2 separate regions of the Homo sapiens genome follow, and region 2 is linked to region 1. A link is an interaction called in ENCODE POLR2A ChIA-PET data of the cell type or tissue named here. Cell type or tissue: HepG2. All regions are shown on one strand. Each heading gives the region's core, and the rest is flanking DNA. Links, peaks and the distances in the headings are about the cores only. Region 1 holds the start of SMIM44 (small integral membrane protein 44). Region 2 overlaps NFIC (nuclear factor I C).

Evidence for each region. Peaks named below come from ENCODE experiments on the same cell type or tissue, not always from the same donor. Only the 100,000 strongest peaks of a DNase experiment are listed, where the experiment ranks them.
Region 2: POLR2A ChIA-PET joins it to region 1 with 6 read pairs; 4 of 35 experiments call an interaction of 5 or more read pairs at or near these places.

The regions. Positions count from the first base shown.
Region 1 is chr19:3,481,051-3,490,194 of GRCh38, reverse strand. It overlaps SMIM44 (small integral membrane protein 44), which reads left to right and starts at 6,754. Exons shown (of 2, transcript NM_001395954.1): 1 at 6,754-6,993; 2 at 7,144-8,085. The coding sequence starts at 6,792. The coding sequence ends at 7,391. LOC105372246 (a long non-coding RNA gene) reads right to left here and starts at 7,217. Exons shown (of 5, transcript XR_936264.2): 1 at 6,909-7,217; 2 at 1,940-2,067; 3 at 1-103. RefSeq lists silencers at 4,996-5,045, 5,056-5,105 and an enhancer at 6,438-6,976. In HepG2, for the core only: a CTCF peak has its summit at 5,009 (motif pointing right); a DNase peak (open chromatin) is centred at 5,011.
Region 2 is chr19:3,393,201-3,402,344 of GRCh38, reverse strand. All of the region lies in intron 2 of NFIC (nuclear factor I C), which reads right to left. Among named protein-coding and RNA genes, the nearest start is that of NFIC, 31 kb to the right of the region's middle. In HepG2, for the core only: no CTCF peak of the experiment used is centred there; DNase peaks (open chromatin) are centred at 3,584 and 4,654.

The DNA.
Region 1 (9,144 bases), core at 2,828-6,827:
TAGTCGGGGGAGGCCAGGGATGCTGGAAGATAACCTCCAGCACTCGGTCCCCACAACAGAGAATGATCCGGCCCCAAATGAGTGCAGAGGTTGAGAAACCTGCCTGGAAGTCACATGTTTGATTATAGGTTTTTAATTTTAATTTATTTTATTATTTTTGTTGAGATGGAATTTCACTCTTATTACCCAGGCTGGAGTGCAATGGCGTGATCTCGGCTCACTGCAACCTCTGCCTGCCAGGCTCAAGCACTTCTCCTGCCTCAGCTTAACAAGTAACTGGGATTACAGGCATGCACCATCATGCCCAGCTAAATTTTTTTTTTGTTTTTTTTTTTTTTTCGAGATGGAGTCTCGCTCTGTTGCCCAGGCTGGAGTGCAGTGGCACGATCTCCACTCACTGCAAGCTCCGCCTCCCGGGTTCACGCCATTCTCCTGCCTCAGCCTCCCGAGTAGCTGGGACTACAGGCGCACGCTGCCACGCCCGGCTAATTTTTTGTATTTTTAGTAGAAACGGGGTTTCACTGTGTTAGCCAGGATGGTGGATGGTCTCGATCTCCTGCCTCGGCCTCCCAAAGTGCTGGGCTTACAGGTGTGAGCCACCGTACCTGGCCTGTTTGTATTTTTTAGTAGAGACAGGCTTTCACCATGTTGGTCAGGCTGGTCTCAAATTCCTGACCTCAGGTGATCCACCCGCCTCGGCTTCCCAAAGTGCTGAGATTACAGGCATGAGCCACCACACCCAGCCTTTTTTTTGCCTCCCCCCGAGATGGAGTCTTGCTCTGTCACCCAGGCTGGAGTGCATTGGCGTGATCTCAGCTCACTGCAACCTCTGCCTCCCGGGTTCAAGTGATTCTCTTGCCTCAGCCTCCCAAGTAGCTGGGATTACAGGCACGTGCCACCATGCACGCCCAGCTAATTTTTGTATTCTTAGTAGAGATGGGGTTTCACCATGTTGGCCAGGCTGGTCTTGAACTCTTGACCTTGTGATCAGCCCGCCTTGGCCTCCCAAAGTGCTGAGATTACAGACGTGAGCCACTGCGCTTGGCTCACTTTTTTTTTTTTTAAATGGAGAGGGTCTCCCTCTGTCTCCCAGGCTGTAGTGCAGTGGCTGATCACTGCAGCTTACTGCAGCCTCAACCTCCTGGGCTCAAGCGATCCTCCTATCTTGGCCTCCCAAGCAGTTGGGACCTCAGGTTTGCCCCACTGTGCCTGAGTAATATTTGTATTTTTTTGTAGAGACGGGGTCTCAGTATGTTTTGTTCTGTGTTGAGACAGGGTCTCACTCTGTTGCCCAGGCTGGAGTGCGGTGGTGCAATCTCAGCTCATTGCAACCTCTGCCTCCCAGGTTTAAGCAATTCTTGTGCCTCAGCCTGCTGAGTAGCTGGGACTACAGGCACATGCCTCTATGCCTGGCTGATTTTTGTATTTTTAGTAGAGACAGGGTTTCACCATGTTGGCCTGGCTGGTCTTGAACTCCTGGCCTCAAATGATCTGCCCTCCTCAGCCTCCCAAAGTGCTGGGATTATAGATATGAGCCACGTGCCTGGCCATCTTGTTTATGTTTTAGAGACAGAGTGTTGCTCTATTGCCCAGGCTGGAGAGCAGTGGCTCGATCTAAGCTCGCTGCAACTTCTGTCTCCCAGGCTCAAGTGATCCTCCCACCTCAGCCTCCTGAGCAGCCAACATCCATTCTACTATGGTTCCGTGGGGCTCTCTCTCTTGCGATCTGTTCTGTCACTTTCTTGTTGGCCTCCAACCTCCCTCATCCTCACTCAGCTGATGACCTTGCTTTCGGCTTCAGTGAAAAAATCAAGCAGACCTTCCGCACACCCCACCAACAGCTGTGCCCGCCTGCCTGTCCCTGTGCCGTGCATGCTGCCTCCCCTCCTGCCTGCTAACGCTGGCTGATGAACTGTTGGTTCTGCTAGCCAAGACTTACCTAAGATCCTTGTGGCTGTGCAACAGATTACTCCAAACTTAGCAGCTTCAAACAGCTGGACTTGGGTCAAATCGTGTCCCCCGAAAAGGCTTGTCCAGGTGGTAACCCCTGGTACCCATGAATGTGACCTGATTTGGAAATAGAGTCTTTGCAGGTGTTGTTAAGGATCTCAGCATGAGATCATCCTGGATTTAGGGTAGACCCTACATCCAATGACCAGTGTCCTTACAGAGACAGAAAAGTGGACCTGAGCACAGAGGCACATGCCTATAGTCCCAGCTACTCTAGAGGCCAAGGCAGGATCGCTTATGCCCAGGAGTTCAAGACCAGCCTGGGCACCATAGTGAGACCCCCATCTCTTTAATTAAAAAAAAAAAAAAAAAGACAAGGCCGGATGCGGTGGCTCACACCTGTAATCCCAGCACTTTGGGAAGTCAAGGCAGGTGGATCACCTGAGGTCAGGAGTTCGAGACCAGCCTGGACAACATGGTGAAACCCCATCTCTACTGAAAATACAAAAATTAGCTGGGTGTGGTGGTGCATGCCTGTAATCCCAGCTACTCAGGAGGCTGAGGCAGGAGAATCACTTGAACCCAAGAGGCAGAGGTTGCAGTGAGCCGAAATCGTGTGCCATTGCGCTCCAGCCTGGGTGACAAGAGCAAGACTCCATCTTAAATAAAGAAGACAAGAAAACCCCCAGAGACAGAGGAAAGAAGACAGATACCTTTCCTGTGGGTCACGAGTCTGGGAGCAGCAAGCGTATCTGGATGTTTCTGGCTTTGGGTGTTTCATGAAGTTGCAATCAAGCTGTCGGCCAGGGCTGCCTCATCTGAAGGCTCAACTGGGGCCGAAGGAGCCACTTCCAAGGTGGCACCTTCCAATGTGACATTGGCTGCCTGAGCCACCTCTTTTCCTCACCAACTCCTCGTCCTTCTCATCAACTCACAGCCATTACTTCAGCCCTTCCCCCTTTTCTCTCCTGCCTCCTTGGTTTCCTCTCTTTACCCATCAACACAGACCAGCTGCAATGTTTTTAAAACAACAAGAAAAAGCTGGGCACAGTGGCTCACACCTGTAATCCCGGCATTTTGTGAGGCTGAGGCAGGTAGGTCACTTGAGGTCAGGAGTTGGAGACCAGCCTGTCCAACATGGTGAAATCCTGTCTCTGCTAAAAATACAGACATTAACTGGGCATGGTGGCACATGCTTGTAGTCCCAGCTACCTGGAAGGCTGAGGTATGAGAATTGCTTAAACCTGGGAAGTGGAGGTTGCAATGAGCCGAGATGGCCCCACTGCACTCCAGCCTGGGCAACAGAGGGAGAGGGAGTCTTAAAAGAACACCACCACCACCAACAAAACAAAACCCTGGAAAGTAGTCCCAGCTATTTGGGAGGCTGAAGCAGGAGAACCACTTGAACCCGGGAGGCAGAGGTTGCAGTGAGGAGATCATACCACTGCACTCCAGTCTGGGTGACACAGCGAGACTCTGTCTCAAAAACAAACAAAAATATAAAAAGCCACCCTCACCGGGCGCAGTGGCTCACGCCTATAATCCCAGCACTTTGGGAGGCTGCGGTGGGTGGATCAAGAGGTCAGGAGATCGAGACCATCCTGGCTAACACAGTGAAACCCCGTCTCTACTAAAAGTACAAAAAAAAAAATTAGCCGGGCGTGGTGGCGGGCGCCTGTAGTCCCAGCTACTTGGGAAGCTGAAGCAGGAGAATGGCGTGAACCCGGAAGGCAGAGCTTGCAGTGAGCTGAGATCGCGCCACTGCACTCCAGTCTGGGCGACAGAGAGAGACTCTGTCTCAAAATAAAATAAAATCATAAATAAAATAAAATAAAAAGCCACCCCCTTTTTTGTAGAGACAAGATCTAGCTGTGTCACCTAGGCTGGAGTACAGTGGCACAATCTTAGCTCACTCCAGCCTCCAGCTCCTGGGCTTAAGCAATCTTCCTGCCTCAGCCTCTCAAGTCCCTGGGACTACAGACATGAGCCACCACCTGGCAAGGGTCACACTTTTTTTTGTTTGTTTGTTTTTGAGATGGAGTTTCGCTCTGTTGCCCAGGCTGGAGTGTAGTGGCGGGATCTCGGCTCACTGCAACCTCCGCCTCCCGGGTTCAAGCGATTCTCCTGCCTTAGCCTCCCGAGTAGCTGGGATTATAGGCACATGTCACCACGCCTGGCTAATTTTTGTATTTTTAGTAGAGATGGGGTTTCACCATGTTGGTCAGGCTGGTCTTGAACTCCTGACCTCATGATCAGCGTTCCTCAGCCTCCCAAAGTGCTGGGATTACAGGCGTGAGCCACCACGCCCGCCCGGGAAGGCTCACACTTCTACACATTGTTGAATTTCCTCCTCCCAACACCCCAGGAAACTTTACCCACCCCATTGTAGAGAGAAGCCAGGGAACCCTGGAGAGCCAAGGTCATGCTGTGACGGGCAGAGCTGGGATTTGAACCCAGGTCTTCCTCACCACCACCTCCTACTGCCTTGTCCTGGCTTCCCTGGCCCCTGGCTACTTGGAATTCCTTGTGTTTCTCCCCAGGTTTCTCCTCTGCAATGTTCCTAACTCAGGAAATGGCAACACCATCATTGCAGGCATTTAGTCTAAAAACAGATTTTTTTAATGAAAAATCGATCCCAAGGCTGGGTGCGGTGGCACATGCCTGTAATCCCAGCACTTTGTGAGGCTGAGGCAGGAGGATCGCTTGAGCCCAGGAGTTAAAGAGCAGCCTGGGCAACATAGTGAGACCCTGTTCCTATAAAAAAAAATACAGAAAATTAGGTAGGTGTGGGGGCACAGACCTGTAGTCCCAGCTACTCAGGAGGCTGAGGCAGGAGGATCGCTTGAGCCTGGGCAGTCAAGGCTGCAGTGAGCCAAGATCCCACCACTGCACCACTGCACTCCAGCTTGGGTGACAGAGCAAGGCCCTGTCTCAAAAAAAAAAAAAAAAAAAAAAAATGTCCATCTCAAATCTGCCTACTTTCCTTCCACTAGGACCAGCTCAGTCCCCTCCTGGCTCCTCCTCTGGCCCCCATAGTCCGTTCTCCCCAAAGCAGCCACCAGGGGGCACCTGTGAGCACCTGGGTCCGGACCCATCCCTCCTCTGCCCACAGCCCTCCATGGCTCCCACATTCCTCAGGGTCTAGGCCGAAGTCTTCCTCACAGTCTACACGGCCCTGCAGGACCTGCCCTGACAGCTCCCCATCCTCCCCTCCCCCCCACTCCCCCGGCTCACTCTGCTCCAGCCACACTGGCCTCCTCACTGTTCCTCCAACACGCCAGGCACAGTCCTGCCCCAGGGCCTTTGCAGGGGCTGTGCCCTCTGCTTGGAACTCTCTTTCCCCTGGATCTCCCATGGCTGGTTCCCTTTTTCCTCCAGGTCTTTGCTCAAATGTCACCTCCTCAGTGATGCCTTGGCAGCCCAATTTTTTTTTTTTCTTGAGATAGTCTCACTCTGTCACCCAGGTTGTAGTACAGGGGTGCAATCATAGCTCACTGCAGCCTTGAACTCCTGGGCTCAAGCAATCCTCCCACCTCAGCCTCCTGAGTAGCTGGGACTACAGGCACTCACCACGCCTGGCTAGTTTTTAAAGTTTTTGTAGAGATGCAGTCTTGCTATGTTGCCCAGAGAGATCTTGAACTTCTGGATCAAGTGATCCTCTTGCCTCAGCCTCCCAAAGTGCTGGGACTATAGGCGTGAGCCACGGCGCCCAGCCACACCTCCCTTTCTAACCTAATATATCATTTACTCTAAGGTTATGTTTCTTTCTTAGCATCCATCTCCCTCCCTGGAATGTCAGGTTTTGGTCTTTCTTTTTTTTTTTTTTTTTTGTTACGGAGTTTCGCTATGTTGCCCAGGCTGGAGTGCAGTGGGATGATCTCGGCTCACTGCAACCTCCACCTCCCAGGTTCAAGCGATTCTCCTGACTCAGCCTCCCGAGTAGCTGGGACTACAGGCGCCCGCCACCACGCCCAGCTAGGTTTTGCATTTTTAGTAGAGACAGGGTTTCACCATGTTGGCCGGGCTGGTCTCAAACTCCTGTCTCAAGTGATCCGCCCACCTCGGCCTTCCAAAGTGCTGGGATTACAGGCGTGAGCTCCTGCGCCCGGCCTGGTCTTTCTTACTCATAGCTGTGTCCCAGCACCTAAGAGAGTGCCCAGCCATAGTCGCTGCTCAATACATATTCGATGAATGAATGAAGAGCCAGGCACGGTGGCGAGGACCTGTAGTTCCTGCTACTTGGGAGACTGAGGCGGGGGGATCGCTTGAGCCCAGGAGGTTGAGGGTGCAGTGAGCTATGATCGCGTCACTGCACTCCAGCACTCAGGGCGACAGAGCGAGACCCTGTCTCAAAAATAATAATAATATTAGCCAGGCATAGTGGCGGGCACCTGTAATCCCAGCTACTCCGGAGGCTGAGGTGGGAGAATCACTTGCACCCGGGAGGCAGAGGTTGCAGTGAGCTGAGATCTCGCCTTTGCACTCCAGCCTGGGTGACAAGAGTGAAACTCCGTCTCAAGAAAAATTAAATAAATAAAATAAAATAATAAGAATTAAAAAGATGAATGAATGAAGAGAGTGAGCCGGCCATGAGGAAATCTGGGCAGGGCGTTCCTGGGAGAAGGAAGCGCAGGTGCGGAGGCCCCGAGGTGGGGACGGCTGGGCAGAGTCGTGGCTGGAGCTGAGCAGGTAGGTTGCGGGTGGGCGGAAGTGATTTACAATGTGATTAACCCAGGCAGATGGTGGCCGTGGGGCAGCCGCCCAATCCTCTTAGCTCAAAGCCCCTTAATACTTCCGCTGTGTGGGTCACCTCCGGGCCTCCCCTGTGCCGGGCGGACACCATGCCGGGGCTGGCGGCCGAGGGGGAGGCCGAGGGCTGGAGCCCGTCCCCGCCGCTGTACGAGGAGTACCGGCCGCCGCCCCTGGACAGCATCCGCCTGCCCAGGTACGTGCTGTACCTGCTGCTGGCCGCGCTGGTGGTGGTGGCCGTCGCCTACGCCATCGTCGGGCACCTCATCAAAGACCTCGCCCACGACCTGGCCGGTGAGCTGCCCCCACCGAAACCCAGCTGGGGCCGATGCTGGGTCACCCTGGGTGGGTGGTCAGGGGATCCTAGTGCTTCTCCTAGCTGAGGAGGGGACAGAGGAGGGTGGCCGGGGCCGGGGAGTTGCCTCACCAGCTCCCTTGCCGCAGACTGGGCGTTTGGCCCGAAGCCAGACCAGGAGGCCGCACCCCGGGAGCTGCGCCCCAGCCTGACCGGCGAGGACTTGGAGGGGCTGGACCTGCAGCTGGCCCTGGCCTGGCAGGGCGAGGAGGACGCCGGCGGGGGTGGGGAGGGAGCCCCCTCTGAACCCCCGCCTCCCCCGGAGCCCCGCCGCCCCTCCATTGCCTTCAAGGACCCCCCATCCCGAAGCTCCTTCTGGAAGCTGATGGCAACTTGAATCCTGAATCCGGGTTCCGGACGCTTTGGCGGTCGTGTAGACAGAACTTACGCGCGCCGGAGCCCTTTCTGCAAACCCTGAGCTGCCCGGTCGCAGCGGACGGCTTTCTCCTTCCCAGCCGGCAGGTTCCGGGGGTTGGACGCTGGCGACTTTCACATACGCAGAGCCTGCCCGGCTCAGCCTCAGCCAAGCCGTCAGCAAACTGTGAATTAGAAACACTAGGGCGATTTAAAACGTTGTAATATTATCGGCCAACCTTACCGAGTGCTTAGCGTGTACCTGCTGCTGTGCAGAGCAGGCTTTTTCTATGCAGTATCTCATTTAATCCTCCGAGGTAGGACTGATCGCCCCCACTTAACAGATGGGGAAACCGAGGCACGCAGTGATGAAGTGGCTTCGCCAAGGTCTCAGAGCACAGAGTGCTTTTCTCAGAAAAAGCCCAGACAACTGACTGACTTTGGAGGGCAGGATCTCCAAGGCGGGTCCTGCCCCCACCCCCTCTGCTGGGCTCCCCTACCTCCAAATCTTCTCCAGCCCCCGCCTCGGCTGCTGGGTTTGCTTGTCTCTGGGGGGTGGTCCTGACTTCCTAATCAGATCGAGAGCTCCCAGACAGCACCAAGGCCTCCTTCTCTTCCAAGCCCTGCACAAGACGGGATACACAGTCAGAGTTTAATAGATGCCTGCCTGGCTGGTTCAAGCAGACCTGTGGCCATCCTGGGGCTGGGATGTGTGAGCCCCATCCTGCTGAGTGGCCGGTCTGCTCAGCGGTCATCCGCAGACCTCCGGAAGAGAGGAAGTGACAGCGACTCAGCAGGCGCTCCATAAACACCTGTGCGATGACGCCGGGCCTTCCTACCACTCGTCTGGGCCATGGCTGCTCCCGTGTCAGCTGGGGCGGGGTCCCCCTTCGCCCGGGCAGGGCCCACTATCTAATCAGCCGAGGGACCAAGGTTGAGGACAGGAGAGCCTGGAGCCTGAGTCATCAACGCTCCCGGGCATCCCCACGTGAGAGCGTCCCGGTTTGCAGGTGGACCACGGGCATGTGGCCTCTGCACACCTTCCCTGTCCCTGTGTGCTCCCATGGCTGCTTGTGGGTCCTCAGGGGCCAAGAGCCTGGGCGAGGCAGGATAAGCTGGGGGCGAGGCAGACCCGGCTTCAAATCCCAGGTCAGACCTGCTGCGTGACCTTGACTTTCCTGGGCACAATGAGACCGGCACCATTTCACGGGGTGTTAAGAAAAGGAAATGCGATCTGTGAAATTGCCGAGCACGGAGCCTCATGTGTACTCTGAGAGCACAAAAGGTGACTCTCAAATTTGCTTTGAGAGACAAGGTCTTGTTCTGTTGCCCAGGCTGGAGTGCGGTGGTGCATGCAGTGGTGCAGTCGTAGCTCGCTGCAGCCTCGAACTCCTGGGCTCAAGCGATCCTCTCACCTCAGTCTCTTTGAGTAGCTGAGACTACAGGTGCAGGCCACCATGCTCAGCTAAGTTTTACATTTTTTATTTTAGAGACGGGAGGAGGTTGGTCTGGAACTCCTGGCCTCAAGCGATTCTCCCGCCTTAGCCTCCCAGAGTGCTGGGATTACAGGCGTGAGACACTGTACCCAGCCTTGGTAACTCTTTGTATTTCTAATTTTTTTTATTTCCTTTGAGACAGGGTCTTCCTCTGTCACCCAGGCTGGAGTGCGGTGGTGCGGCCATAACTGGCTGCAGCCTCAAACTCCTGGGCTCAAGTGATCCTCCCACTTCAGCACA
Region 2 (9,144 bases), core at 2,441-6,440, 87 kb after region 1:
GGCGCAGTGGCTCCAGCCTGTAATCCCAGCACTGTGGGAGGCTGAGGCTGGGTGGATCACCTGAGGTCAGGCATTCGAGACTTGCCTGGTCGTCAACATGACAAAGCCCCATCTCTACTAAAAATACAAAAATTAGCTGGCTATAGTGGCACATGCCTGTAGTCCCAGCTACTTGGGAGGCTGAGGCAGGAGAATTGCTTGAACCCTGGAGGCGGAGGTTGCAGTCAGCTGAGATCGTGCCACTGCACTTCAGCCTGGGTGACAGAGTGAGACTTCGTCTCAAAAAAAAGAAAAAAAAATAAGAAAGAAAATAAATGAGAATAGGCTGGGTACGGTGGTTCACACCTGTAATCCTAGAACTTTGGGAGGTCGAGGCGGTTGGATCAATTGAGTTCAGGAGTTTGAGACCAGCCTGGCCAACATGGTGCAACTCCGTCTCTACTAAAAACACAAAAATTAGCTGGGTGAGGTGGTGCACACTTGTAGTCCCAGCTACTCAGGAGGCTGAGGCAGGAGAATCTCTTAAACCTGTGAGGCAGAGGTTGTAGTGAGCTGAGATCGCACCACTGCACTCCAGCCTGGGTGACAGAGCGAGACTCTGTCTAAAAAAAGAGAAAAAAAAAGAGAATAACCCTGCCATGTGGGTGGCGTACCTGGGTTAGGGCTGGGACCCTGGCAGGAGCCCAGAGCCCCACGGGCCTCCCGGGCACCAGGACCCATATCCCAGCTTGCCCGCTAACAAAGTCCTGATTGCAGGAGAGCTCCCAGGCGTGCCCAGTGCTGCGCCGCTCCCTTCCCTGCATGTGCCCAGGCAGGTGCGGCTTGCAGGCAGGAGACGGGGCAAGGAGAGCAAGGGCCAGCCTCAGATAAGGTATAAACGACCCAGGTGAGCAACTGAATCCTCACACCGTCGGAGTTGACCTGGATTCTGCCCCCTCCTCTGCCTCTGTCCCTGCTACCGCCTGCTTGCACCAGGGCGGTCCACTCTGCCCTGGTCCCCAGCTCCTGCCCTCACCCCCCACAGTCTGTCCTCCCTGCAGCAGGCAGAGGGTGCCTGTGAGCACCTGAGTCAGGGCTGGTCCCTCCTCTGCCCATAGCCCTCTATGGCTCCCACCTGCCTTGGGGTCAAAGCCCAAGTCCTTCCTACTGCCCACCAGGCCTTGCACAAACTGCCCTCCCCTCCTCCTTCTCTTCCTCTCCTCACTCTGCTGCAGCCACACAGGCCTCCTCACTGTTCCTCCAAAGTGCCAGGTGTGTCCTGCCGCAGGGCCTTTGCACGGGCTGTGCCCTCTGCCTGGAACGCCTTCCCCCAGTTCTTCATATAACTGGTTCCTCCTCACTTCTCAGGTCTCAGCTCAAATGTCAGGTCCTCAGACAGCCTTTCAGGGACCTCCCCAGCACAGCCCATCAGCCTCTTTTCCTTTGGCCTTCTTTATTTTTCTTGATAGTCCTTATCGCTAAACTGACATTTATTTCTTTTTATTTTTATTATTATTATTTTTTGAGACGGAGTCTCGCTCTGTGGCCCCAGCTGGAGTGTAGTGGTACAATCTCGGCTCACTGCAACCTCCGCCTTCCGGGTTCAAGCGATTCTCCTGCCTCAGCCCCTGCCAGTGGCTGGATTACAGGCGCATACCGCTATGCCTGGCTAATGTTTTGTATTTTTAGTAGGAACGGGGTTTCACCATGTTGGCCAGGCTGGTCTTGAACTCCTGACCTCAGGTGATCTGCCCGCCTCGGCCCCCCACAGTGCTGGGATGACAGGCGTGAGCCACCGCACTAAGCCTAAACTGACATTTATTTCTTGTTCTTTGCCCATCGCCTGAACCAAACTGTGAGTTCCACGAGGGCAGAATTTTTTTTTTTCTGAGACAGAGTCTCACTCTGTCACCCAGGCTGGAGTGCAGTGGCGTGATCTCGGCTCACTGCAAGCTCCGCCTCCCAGGTTCACACCATTCTCCTGCCTCAGCCTCCTGAGGATCTGGGACAACAGGCACCTGCCATCACGCCTGGCTAATTTTTTTTGTATTTTTAGTAGAGACGGGGTTTCACCATGTTAGCCAGGATGGTCTCGATCTCCTGACCTCATGATCCGCCCACCTCAGCCTCCCAAAGTGCTGGGATTACAGGTGTGAGCCACCGTGCCTGGCCAGGGCCGAATTTTTATCTGTCCTGTTCACTGCAGTATCCCAGCGCCTGGAGCAGTGCCTGGCATACAGTAGGAGCTTACTAAATATTTATTGGCTGCAAAGTGGTTCCACTGGATGAGTGCTGACAGTGTCTGTGCTCCGTGCTGTCCTAAACTCTTTTGTTTTCAAAAATTTTTGAGACAGAGATTTGCTATGTTGCCCAGGCTGGTCTCAAACTCCTGGGCTCAAGCGATCCTCCCGCCTCAGCCTCCCAAAGGGCTGGGATTAGAGGTGTGAGTCACTGTGCCCAGCCTATTTTTATTTTTATTTACTTATTTATTTTTTGAGATGGAGTCTTGCTCTGTCACCCAGGCTAGAGTGCAGTGGCACGATCTCGGCTCACTACAATCTCCGCCTCCCAGGTTCAAGTGATTCTTCTGCCTCAGCCTCCCCAGTAGCTGGGATTACAGGCTCCCACCACACGCCCAGCTAATTTTTGTATTTTTAGTAGAGACGGGGTTTCCCCTTGTTGGCCAGGCTGGTCTGGAACTCTTGATCTCAAGTGATCTGTCTTCCTCGGCTTCCCAAAGTGCTGGGATTATAGGCATGAGCCACCATGCCTGGCCTATTTTTATTTTTTGAGACAGGGTGTTGCTCTGTCACCCAGGCTGGAGTGCAGTGGCCCAATCACAGCTCACTGCAGCCTCAACCTCCCAGACTTGAGCAATCCTCCTGCCGCGACCTCTCGAGTGGCTGGGGCTACAGGCACACATCACCATGCCTGGCTAAGTTTTATTTTTTGTAGAGATGGGCATCTCACTATGTTGCCCAGGCTGGTCTTGAACTCCTGGCCTCAAGTGATCCTCCCGTCTCAGCCTCTCAAAGCGCTGGGATTACAGGTGTGAGCCACCATGCCTGGCGGGCATGTAAACTCTTAATATGTCTTATTGACTCTCCCTCAGCAACCCCACAGAGCAGGCGCTATTTTATAGATGGGGAAACTGAGGCCCAGAGAGGGGATGCCACCTGCCTGAGGCCACACAGTGAACAGGCAGCAGGGCCAGGACCCTCCAGGACCTCACGTCTTCCTGCATTGCCCCACTGTGCAGAAGGGGAGGCTGAGGCTCAGAGACAGGGACTTAACCAGGTGACACCCAGAGCCAGCGTCACAGCCCAAGCCTCTGCCCAAGCACTGGGCGTGGTCCTCCGCTCAGCTGAACCCCCGCCCTGGGGAAAGAATATAGTGATGATAAACAACATCCACAAAAATAATCATAACGACATTAATGGCGGCCTTGCTGAGGGCGGAGTCCGCAGCTCGCCTATGAATTCGCACCAGTGCCCGTGGAGGGAGCCGCGGGGGACGCCGGTCCCTTTAAGAGCCTCCCCCTCCCCAGCTGGGCGCTGGCCCGGCCTCCCCTTATGTAAGCGGGCCGGCTGCCCTTGCATAAACTGGTTACATAAGGCAGCGAGGCACAGGCTTGTCCATCCGGCAGCAACCTGTCCCGGGCTGTCTGTGGGGCTGGCCTGGAGCACGGGAGCGTCGTAGCCACCCGGAGCTGTCACAGGGTACAGCCCGGGTCCGAGGGCCTCTGGGTTGACTCCTGCCTGGGGGATGCCTGGGATTCCCAGAGACAGCACAACCCCCTCCCAGGCAGAAGAAGGTGATGGTTTCCAGTGTGTGAAAGGATGGGGCTGTTCCCGTTGCTCTGAAGGTGAAACTGAGGCCCAGAGAGGGCAGGGGAGCAGCCTGAAGCTGCACAACCCTGAGCAGAGGGAGGAGGCGATGACACCAGAGTGAGATCCAGGCTGGGTGGCCTTTGCCTCTCAGCTCACTGCAACCTCTGCAGTGAGGCTTCCTCAGCAAGGCCTGGTATGCAGCTGGCGCTCAATAAGTGCGCCAGTGGAGGTGACACTTGGCAGTGTTTCAGGCCCTTCTCCCTAATACCCTCTAATTCCACGAACCGACTCAATCCTTGCGTAGCTCTCTGTGAAGCTAAGACAGCCATCGCCTCATTCTGCATTTGGGGAAACTGAGGCACGGAGCAAGGTGAAGAAGGAATTGCCAAGTCTGCACGGCGGATGAATGCTGGGCTGAAACAGCAGGTGCTCTATCAATGCACAGTGGGCGCCGGAAGAGTGTCAACTGTGTGCAAAATCCTGGATAATATGCCATCTGCCCAGCAACCCACAGGGGTGGCACCAAGGAGCCCCCTGATCTAGATGGGGAAACTGAGGCACAGAGAGATGAAGGGATTTATCCAAGGTCAAACCCAAACCCTATCACATCTCCTGCTCCAGACAGGCCTCCCCCAAGCCACGAGGGTGTGTAGGTACACAGCTCCCCACCCCCGTCAGACACATGAGTGGTCCACCTTGGGGAGGGTGTGGGATTTGGGAGTGGACGCAGCCTCCCCCGCTCACATTCTTTCTGAGCACTGGCCCTTTAAGGTAGCCACGCTGCCTGGGCATGTCCCAGGGTGACCCCAAGGGGCGGGTGTGGCCAGGAACAAGAGGCCCATTCAGCTGCCCCGTTGCCGCCACCTCCGGGCAGCCCACTGGGTGGGATGGGGGGCTGGGAGGAGACTCGCAAGGCCGGGAGAGAGAGCGAGGTGGGGTGGGAATAGACAGGGACTGAGACAAGGCAGCCTGGGGAGAATCAGAGGTAGAGAGACAGAGACAGAGTCACAGAGACACCCGACCTCAGATGCAGCTCACACCTCCCTGATTCCCCAGGTCCAGGGGTTTGAGACCTGCCCAGCCCCCAGCCTGGCTGCAGCCCTGAAGCTGCTCCTTGAGCCAGCTGAACCTGCGGCCTGCTCACCGGCACCAAAGCCCTGTAGGCCCAAAGGCAGGATCCGGAACGTTCCAGGGCAGTCCCTGCCATACCCCAAACAGCCCCTTTATGTGGTGCCCACTGTGGGTCCTGGGATCTCCCAGGCTTGGATTTAAATCCTGACTGTGCTCCTTAGCTATGTGACCTTAGGCCAGTGACTTTGCCTCTCTAGGCCTCAGTTTCCCCATCTGTTAAATGCTGTTAATGATCATTCCAACCTCAGCGGGTGGTTGTGAGACGGTGAGGTAGCTGCCAACAATGTGGTTTCCTGAGGGCTCAGATGAGCCAGGCACTTGGTAAGCCCTCAATACGCCTGCAATCCCCCCACAATGCACCCCAGACACGCATGCAGACACACCCCTGCCTCCCACTAGATGACACAACCGATCATGATGGCCACTGCTTTTTTGTTTGTTTGTTTGTTTGAGATGGAGTCTCACTCTGTCACCAGGCTGGAGTGCAATGGCGCGATCTCAGCTCACCGCAACCTCTGCCTCCTGGGTTCAAGCGATTCTCCTGCCTCAGCCTCCCGAGTAGCTGAGACTACAAGCATGTGCCACCACACCCAGCTAATTTTTGTAGGTTTAGTAGAGATAGGGTTTTGCCATGTTGGCCAGACTGGTCTCGAACTCCTGATCTCAGGTGATCCACCCACCTTGGCCTCTGCAAGTGCTGGGATTACAGGTGTGAGCCGCCGTGCTCGGCCCTGGGCCATTGCCTTTGAACAAAGCTCTGCAAGCTCTGGGCTACGAGCGGCCGTGGTGTCCCTGTTGGAAGTTCTCACATAGCTCTGTTCACCAGAAGGGACGCCTGGTGGTAGACAGGCTGGGATCCAGACCCAGTGAGGGTGTGCCCGAGGCCCCATAACAGCCTCTTGGAAACACACACTTTTTTTTTTTTTTTTTTTTGAGACGGAGTCTCACTCTGTTGCCCCGGCTGGAGTGCAGTGGCACGATCTCAGCTCACTGCAAGCTCCGCCTCCCAGGTCCACACCATTCTCCTCTCTCAGCCTCCCGAGTAGCTGGGACTACAGGCGCCCACCACCACGCCTGGCTAATATTTTCATATTTTTAGTAGAGACGGGGTTTCACCACGTTAGCCAGGATGGTCTGGATCTCCTCACCTCGTGATCCGCATACCTCAGCCTCCCAAAGTGCTGGGATTATAGGCGTGAGCCGCCGCGCCCGGCCCGGAAACACACACTTACAGCCAGGCTTCCCGTGCCCAGCATCCAAAGCACAACAGACAGTAACTGGGGGTCACCACCAGTCCTCACAACTGCTCTCCTTGCGCCCAAATACCTCCCGCCACAGTGGAGTCCTGCTCCAGCCCTAACCAATATGGAAGAAAGCTCAAAGAGCCTGAAATCCCAGCATGGGCCACATAGTGAGACCTCCTGTCTACGAAAAATAAAAATAAGGCCGGGCATGGTAGTTCATGCCTGTCATCCCAGCACTTTGGGACCCGAGGTCAGGAGTTCAAGACCAGCCTGGCCAACATGGAGAAATCCCATCTCTACTAAAAATACAAAAATTAGCCGGTGTGGTGGCACGCGCCTGTAATCCCAGGTACTCGGGAGGCTGAGGCAGGAGAATCGCTTGAACCCGGGAGGTGGAGGTTGCAGTGAGCCAAGATTGCGCCACTGCACTCCAGCCTGGGTGACAAAGCAAGACTCCGTCTCAAAAAGTAAATAAATAAATAAATAAAAATAAAAAATCAGCCAGGCGTAGTGGTGCACGCCTATACTGCCAGCTACCTGGGAGGCTGAAGCAGGAGGATCCCTTGAGCCTGAGAGATTGAGGCTGCAGTGAGCTATGAGTCCACCACAGCACTCCAGCCTGGGCAACATAGTGAGACCTCATCTCTACTAAAAAAAAAAAAAAAAAATCAACCATGGTGGTATGCGCCTGTAATCCCAGCCCCAGCGACTTAGGAGGCTAAGGTGGGAGGATCACTTGAACCTGGGAGTTGAAGGCTGCAGTGAGCTGTGATTGCACCACTGAACTCCAGTCTGGGCAAAAGAGTTAGATTCTCACTCTGTTGCCCAGGCTGGAGTACAGTGGTGCGATCTCTGCTGACTGCAGCCTCTGCCTCCCGGATTGAAGTGATTCTCCTGCCTCAGCCTCCCCAGTAGCTGGGATTACAGGTGTGCACCACCACACCTGGCTGATTTTTGTATTTTTAGTAGAGATGGGGTTTCACCACGTTGGCCAGGCTGGTCTCGAACTCCTGACCTCGGGAGATCCGCCCGTCTCGGCTTCCCAAAGTGCTGGGATGACAGGTGTGAGCCACCGCGCCCAGCCTCCTTGGATTTTCAAGCAACCAGTTTGGAAGGTCTAGAACCTGCCCTCACGTTTTCGAGAACCCAACTTGGGAGACTGGAGATCTGCTTCCGAATTCTCTGGAACAGCAGCCTCCAACCTTCTTGGCCCCAGGGACCGATTTCATGGAAGACAATTTTTCCAGGGACGGGGTGAGTGGGGAGATGGTTCTGGGATGAAACTAGACATTAGACATTAGTCAGATTCTCCTAAGGAGCACGCAACCTGGATCCCTCCTATGTTCAGTTCACCATGGGGTTCATGCTCGTAGGGGCACCCAGAGCCGCCCGCTGATCTGACGGGAGGTGGAGCTCAGGTGAGAATGGTCACTTGCCCTAAGCTCAACTCCTGCTGAGTGGCCAGGTTCCTCCCAGGCACGGAACCCGTCTGTGGCCCGGGGGTCGGGAACCCCTGCTCTGGAACTCAGATGTCTTAGCACGGCCTGCCCAATACAGCAGCCCCTGGCCACGTGTGACATCCAGTGCTTGAAATGTGGTCTGTCCAAATTTCAGACTTAGTGTAAGCGGGTGGGGGGTGGGTGGGGAAAAGATCATAAAATACCTCGATAACTTTTTTTTTGAGTTGAAGTCTTGCTCTGTCACCCAGGCTGGAATGCAGTGACACAATCACAGCTCGCTGGAGCCCCACATTCCTGGGCTCAAGCGATCTTCCCACCTCAGCCTCCTGAGTAGCTGGGACCGCAGGTTCACGCCACCACGCCTGGCTAATTTTTTAATTTTTTTGTAGAGACAAGGTCTTAGTATGTTGGCCAGGCTGGTCTCAAACTCCTGACCTCAAGTGATCCTCCCACCTCAGCCTCCCAAAGGGCTGGGATTCCAGGCGTGAGCCACTGCACCCGACCAATAGACCAATAATTTTTCCTGTTGTTTATGGATTGCAATAGTATCATTCCAGATGCCCTGGGTTAAATAAAGTAATGTTAAAATTAAACATTTTAATGTTACTACTCGGGAAGCTGAGGCAGCTACTCGGGAGGCTGAGGCAGGAGAACTGCTTGAACCCAGGAGGTGGAGGTTGCAGTGAGCCGAGATTGCACCGCTGCACTCCAGCCTGGGCGACAGAGCGAGACTCTGTCTCAAGGAAAAAAAAAATTAACATTACTTAAAATAATGTTAAAATTAATTTCCCCAGTATACTTAAATTTACATTCTTAAGTGTGAGGACCAGAAAAATGTTAAATTATATGTGTGGTTGGAACTCTTTTTTTTTTTTTTTTTTTTTGAGACAGAGTCTCACTCTGTTGCCCAGGCTGGAGTGCAGTGGCACGATCCCAGCTCACTGTAGCCTCTGCCTCCTGGGTTTAAGCGATTCTCCTGTCTCAGCCTCCTGAGAGTAGCTGGGATTACAGGTTCGCGCCACCACGCCCGGCTCATTTTTGTATTTTTAGTAGAGACCGGGTTTCATCATGTTGGTCAGGCTGGTCTTGAAATCCTGACCTCAAGTGATCTGCCCTCCTCGGTCTCCCAAAGTGCTGGGATTACAGGTGTGAGCCACCACGCCCAGCCAACATTCTATTTCTCCTGGACCCCTGGGTCTGGAACTCACCTAGGAGAATTCTAGAATCACCTGTGTGGTCAGGGCCCCAGTGGAAGAAATTCTAGAACTCAGGCCTTGGGGATTTCAGGACTCATGCCCTGGAGAATCTAGAAACCACTTCAGCGTTGAGATTCTCGCGTCTTCCTCCCCTCAGAACCCCCTTCTCCCTCTCCTCCGGCAGATCTTCTGCCCTGAGACCCTAGGGTCCCTCCTTGCTGGCCCTACCTCCCCTCCAGGTGGCCGTGGAACAGCCAAGCGGACCTAAAGATGGGACTTAGTCTGGGCGCGGTGGCTCACACCT